2 separate regions of the Homo sapiens genome follow, and region 2 is linked to region 1. The links are chromatin loops, found by intact Hi-C in ENCODE. Cell type or tissue: K562. All regions are shown on one strand. Each heading gives the region's core, and the rest is flanking DNA. Links, peaks and the distances in the headings are about the cores only.

Region 1 (2,923 bases), core at 307-2,806:
GATCATTTGAAGTCAGGAGTTCGAGACCAGCCAGGCCAACATGGTGAAACCCCCGTCTCTACTAAAAATACAAAAAAATTAGCCAGGCATGGTGGTGCACGCCTGTAGTCCCAGCTACTTGGGAGGCTGAGGCAGAAGAACTGCTTGAACCCGGGAGTCGGAGGTTGCAGTGAGCCGAGATCACACCACTGCACTCCAGCCTGGGCAGTAGAGTGAGACTCTGTCTCAAAAAAAAAAAAATCCCATGTCAGGCTGCCCTCCATGTGAGAGAAGTCCAAGTCTAGCTAGAGTTGCTACTATTCTATGGCAGCAGATATGAGGGTTTGTTTAGGGAATGTTTTTGAGGATTTGAAGATCTTTCACTTGTAAGTTCCTCAGCTCTGTATAGACTTCTGTTCCATAGAGGAGTTAAAGCACAGTGGAATAGTGGTAGTGGCGTCTCTGAACCACTCTGCTACCTGTTCACCAACTAGCCTGCAAGCTCCTTGATGGCAGGCCCATGTCCTATATTTTACTTTATATTCCTTACAGCAGTGCTTTTCAAACTATTCATAGGAAAAACTCATTTTCCCTAAAATATATCGTGTATCAATACTTTTATAAAATACAATACCAATAAATTACTAGAAAAATGAAATAAAAACAAAAACACAAAATACAAGTGCAACTCTTTCATGATTATATTCAACAGACATAAAATTACTCTGACAAATTGTTAAGGTTTTGGAACACTTTCTTTCCATTTTATCCCATTCGATTCAAACCAACAACAAACAGTTTGTGGACCAGCAGTGGGCCATGGACCACACTTTGAATAATACCACCTGACAGGACTACCGCAGCACCCAGCTCATTGTAGGAATTCGATAAATCTTGGGTTTAATACAGCATTCCTATAGAATGTTTTCTACTTTGTGTTTTCACATCTATTTCCCTCTGCTATCCTCACACCACTTCCAGAGTTAAGTGGAGCAGATTTTGTCATTCCCATTTGGCAGAAGAGGAAGTTGAGTCACGCGGATTAAACGATTTCCCTGATCTGAAACAGCTACTTTATGTCAGAACCCCAAATTCGCCTCCGACTCTTACTGCATCTTGTGGCAGTGGCACTAAGAAAGCCTCCCAGTCAAAGAGTCCCACCAATTAGAGTAAAACCTGCCTTAGGTTTTCCAAATAATAGCAAGTTGCCTGCCTGGTGCAATAGAAAGAGTAGAGACTCAAATCTGGGCTTGAGCCAGTTTTACCTGTAATCCTGTCTCCTTATCTTTAAAGGAGATAATAGCAAATTCTCCCAAAGCTGCACTAAGAACTATATGGTGAATTAAATAGCCAGGCACGTAGTTCAGAAAGAATGATTGATATTAATTTTAGGCTCAGTTTAGAAGCCCTGCCTTGAAGAGTTTGCTCCTTAATCCTCATCACATGGAATGTGCGCCATCTACTGGTAGAGCAGGGAACATGGCTCTAGGAAGAGGCTTTGCTCTCCGTAGGAATCATGCCCTTTATTTCTTTTTTTGCATTGGCTGCTAGAAAGCTTGGAGCCAAATATTTGGTATTCCCCACCCCCGGCAAGTGAACAGGATTTTACAGATTGCATTTTATATTAAACTCACCTCTAGTTTCATTTTATTTTTCCTATCTGAAACCCTCCCGTGGCTCCCAAGCCATGGCTCAAGCAAGAGCAAAAGTCAAAGTCCTTACCTTAAGACTTCCATGTACACAGCTATGCATGATCGGGCCCCCTGTTAGTTCTCTGACCTCATCACCAACTACTCTCTTCCTTGCTCATACTGTTCCATTTTATTTTTTTCTTGACCAGATTATCTCATTTTTAAATCCATTTTGTAGTCACTTTGAATACCCTTTAGATTATGTAGAATAGTGATTTACTAAACTGGATAAAGTTTGACAAGAATATATTCTATTTTTTGTTATTGTTGATCTGTTATCCTGGCAACCTCTGTAATCTAACAATAGATACAAGAGTAGATAAGTTAACTCTAAAATATAATGCAGATAAAATAATTAAAATTTAAAATAAATCTTTATGACTCCAAGCCTATGTAGATTTAAGTGGCCACTGCCAATAGTACTGGGACACCATAACCTGAGTTAAGTGATATATGCATTTATTTATGTGCTGAACACTTACTGTGTGCCATTCACTGTTCCAGGTACAGAAAACTCTGTATCTTGGCCTGGGTTTCTTGGGGTTTATTCTGCTAGGGGTTTGGTCAGTTATTGAATCTGTAAGTTGTCTTTTCTCAAATTTTGGAAAATTTTTGTCATGATTTCTTCAAATACATTTTCAGCACCACACTTTTTTCTTCTCTCCTGCTGGGTCTCCTGTAACATGAATGCTATATCTGTTGTTATAGTTCCACAGGCTCTGTTCATCTTTTTTTTTTTTTTCCCAGTCTATTTCTGTCTGTTGTTCAAACTAGGTTATTTCTACTGTCTTATCATCTAGTTCTATCATTGTTTCCTCCATATTCTCCATTCTGCTGTTGAGCCCATCCAATGAGTTTTCAAAGTTTAGTTATTGTATTTTTTGGTTATAAACTTTCCGATTGGTTCTCCTTTATATCACTTCTTTGCTGAAATTTTCTATTTTTTCACTCATTTTTCTATTTATTTCACTCATCATTCTATTTTTTCACTCAAGTCTGGTCATAATTGCTCTTTGAAGCGTTCTTATGTTGGATGCTTTAAAATCCTTGTAATATAATCCCAACATCTGTGTCACATAGGTTTTGATGGCTGTTGATTTTTTTAAATTTGAGATTCTTCTGGTTCTTGTTATGACAAGTGATTTTTGTTTGTATCCTGGACATATTAGGTGTTATGCAATGAGACTCTGGATCTTATTTAAATCTTCTGTTTTAACTGGCCTTCTCAGATACCCTGCCAGGAAGGGGACCAT
Region 2 (2,923 bases), core at 211-2,710, 150 kb after region 1:
TGGTGAAAATTGAAAGGATCATGTTCTGAGCTGCAACGTTGTTGATTTCATAATATTTCCCATCCCTCTGGAAACTCCAGAAAACTAAGTTACTATTCCCCCTTCCACCGAAAGTAAGAAAAATCAGAACCACTGAGATGAAACATCACACCACCCAGTTGGGAAGGTAACCTCAGGAAGTTTCTCCAGAATTCAGTACAAACATTTCAGATTTAATACTTTGCTAATGGGACATTATTGTGTTTCACACAATGAGTGGTGTAATGATGAATTACAGCTGCGGGACTGACTGCCCTCTGCTCAAACCCTTTCAGAAGGAGTACTGTGGGGCCTCCTTCTGGTCACAATGTAGGATATTGGAATTCATTCCTAGAGTTTGAGGACACCTGTTGAGACAGAGAGAAAGAGAGAGAGAGAGACAGAGAGAGGAGGAGAGAGAAAGAGAGAGAAGGAAAGAGAGAGAAACAGAGAGACAGAAGGAGAGAGAAAAACAGGAGAGAGAGAAAGAAAAAGAAAGAAAGGAAAAGAAAGAAAGAAAAGAAATGGAAAGAAAGAAGAGAAAGAGGAATGGAGGCAGACACCTTCCATCTGCAGTGCCCCAAGCGCTTATCATTGGTTTGGACACAGAGCAAGCATAAGTGTTTATTAAGACTTGGCCACTGAGGGCAGAGAGAAGTGAACTGGAGATGGGAATGGAGGGCAAGATGCAGGAGGTGCAGCAGGGCAAAGAAAATTAACTTCTCCCTTTCTTAAATTTAGCCCCAAGAGGGCTCCACTAACTTAAACCTATTTCAGTCTTATGAGAAATTTCTATTTCATTCTAATCATGACAGACCACTATACAAACTCAAATTGAGGGACTGCCTACAAAACACCTGACCACTAAAATGTCAAGGTCATGGAAAACAAGAAAAGACCGAGGAGCTGTCACAGACTGGAGACATGATGTGACTAAGATGATAAATACCATGGGGAATCCTGAATGGATCCTGGAAAAACTGATGAAATCTGAATAACTTTTATAGTTTGGTTAATAATATTGTATCAAGATTAATGCGTCACATTTGATAAATATTTTCTGGTTATATAAGATAAGGTTTCCTTCTAGACCCTCTCTTTCCTGTCAGCTTCTACATTCCTCTGAGAGCTCAACAGTGACTCTTAGAGGCCTCTAGCCGCAATAACAGCAAATCAGTTCAGCAATCTGAAAGAATGAGCCATTTGGACCTGCATTTTCCAAATTATTGAAACAAACTCTTTTGGCAGGCACTATTTTTAGAAAAGTAGTATTCATTTCTCTGCCATCTTATAAAGAGCATGGAAATCACCACTTAATTCTTCATTGTCCATACCTATTAGTATAAACATCTGCTTTTGGGCCAAGTGCAATGTCTCACACCTGCAATCCCAGCACTTTGGGAGGCTGAGGTGGAGGATCACTTAAGACCAGAAGTTCATCCTCAGATGCCCATCCAGAGAAGGGGAGCTGGTGCTATTCAATGGGCTCCAGATGGAAATGTGCCTGAGCTGCAGACTTCAGGGGAATACTTGAATAAGTTCAGTGAATTTTTGTCCTTCTCTTCATAGAAAGCTTGACTTGCTTTGTCATGTTTCCACGTGTAACCAAAGCCAGATGAAGAAATACAGACACTCTACCATACAAACTCTGTAACCTACACATCCAAATTGAGTAAAACCAAAGACTGCAGCTGGGGCCGCCAAGAAGCTGCAGGAAGAAGTAAGCAAGCAGGACCTCAGCAGGCAAATTTACTGGGGTCAGGAGCACAGGCTTGAGATAGGGCATCCCCAGCCCCCACCCCACTAAAAGACACCAGGTCCAGGAGATCTTAGGGCTATGCTTCTCAGCACCACGTGGTTGGCTCAACTCCTTTGCCCTGGCTGCAATGCCACCACATTACTGGCCCACATCCATGTGACGCTAAGGCAGAAAGATGGAATGTAAAGGGTATGGGATTTGGATACAGACAGACCTGGATTTGCGTTTTAACTCTTCCATGTATGCGCTGCTGCGCTTTATGCAAGTTACTGAACAGCTCTGTGCCTCGGTCTCCTCATTAACATGAAGATGATAGTGCTACTCTGCCACAGGGTTATTGTGAGGATTAAAGATAAGGCACACAAAGCTCTCAATAACAGTGCGTAGGACATAGTAGTCATGGCAACCAATAAATGGTAGCTGTTTTTCTCTGTTCTGTGTGAAAAAAGCTGGACACAAAAGGTCACATATTGTATGATTTCATTTATATGAAATGTCCAGAACAGATAAATCCATAGAGACAGAAAGTAGATTAGTGGTTGCCAAGGGCTGAGTGGAGGGTGACTGCTAATGGATACAGAGTTTCTTTTAGGGGTGATGAAAATGTTCTAAAATTAGACAGTGGTGATGGCTGTGCAACATAGTGGACATACAAAAATCACTGAATTGTACAAAGTATACAGTTGTAAATTTTATGGCGATGTGTATTATTTCTTAATCAAATAATAATTAAAATGATTAACAAGGTAAGTTTTATGGTATGTGAATTACGTCTTAACTAGAATTTTTAAATGACCTATACTTGTTTGTGAATATGAATAGAAATAAATATTTCTAAAATGTGGATAATAGTAGTACCTGACTCATAGGGTTTTTGTGAAAATGAGTTGATTTTTAAAAAATATTTAGACTAATGCTGACACACTATAAAAGCTCAATAAATGTCAGTTATAATTATTACTGTTATTGTCATTGTCATGGTCATCATCATTTTCATCACAGGGAGCATAGTTTAATAGTCAAGATCAATGGGGTTTGAGTTAAACAGACCTGGTTTAAAATCTGATTTCATACTTGGCAGTATATATTATAATAATTAATGATGTAGCTACTGGCTTCAGACTATCTTCATCAAAATCCTCACTC

The links. Peaks named below come from ENCODE experiments on the same cell type or tissue, not always from the same donor. Only the 100,000 strongest peaks of a DNase experiment are listed, where the experiment ranks them.
Region 2: a loop joins it to region 1, with 4 times the contacts of the local background. A loop is called at or near these places in 3 of 110 quality-filtered maps.

The regions. Positions count from the first base shown.
Region 1 is chrX:49,914,333-49,917,255 of GRCh38, reverse strand. No RefSeq gene overlaps it. Among named protein-coding and RNA genes, the nearest start is that of CLCN5, 6.8 kb to the left of the region's middle. In K562, for the core only: a CTCF peak has its summit at 1,433 (motif pointing left); a DNase peak (open chromatin) is centred at 1,455.
Region 2 is chrX:49,759,915-49,762,837 of GRCh38, reverse strand. No RefSeq gene overlaps it. Among named protein-coding and RNA genes, the nearest start is that of PAGE1, 65 kb to the right of the region's middle. In K562, for the core only: a CTCF peak has its summit at 1,149; no DNase peak of the experiment used is centred there.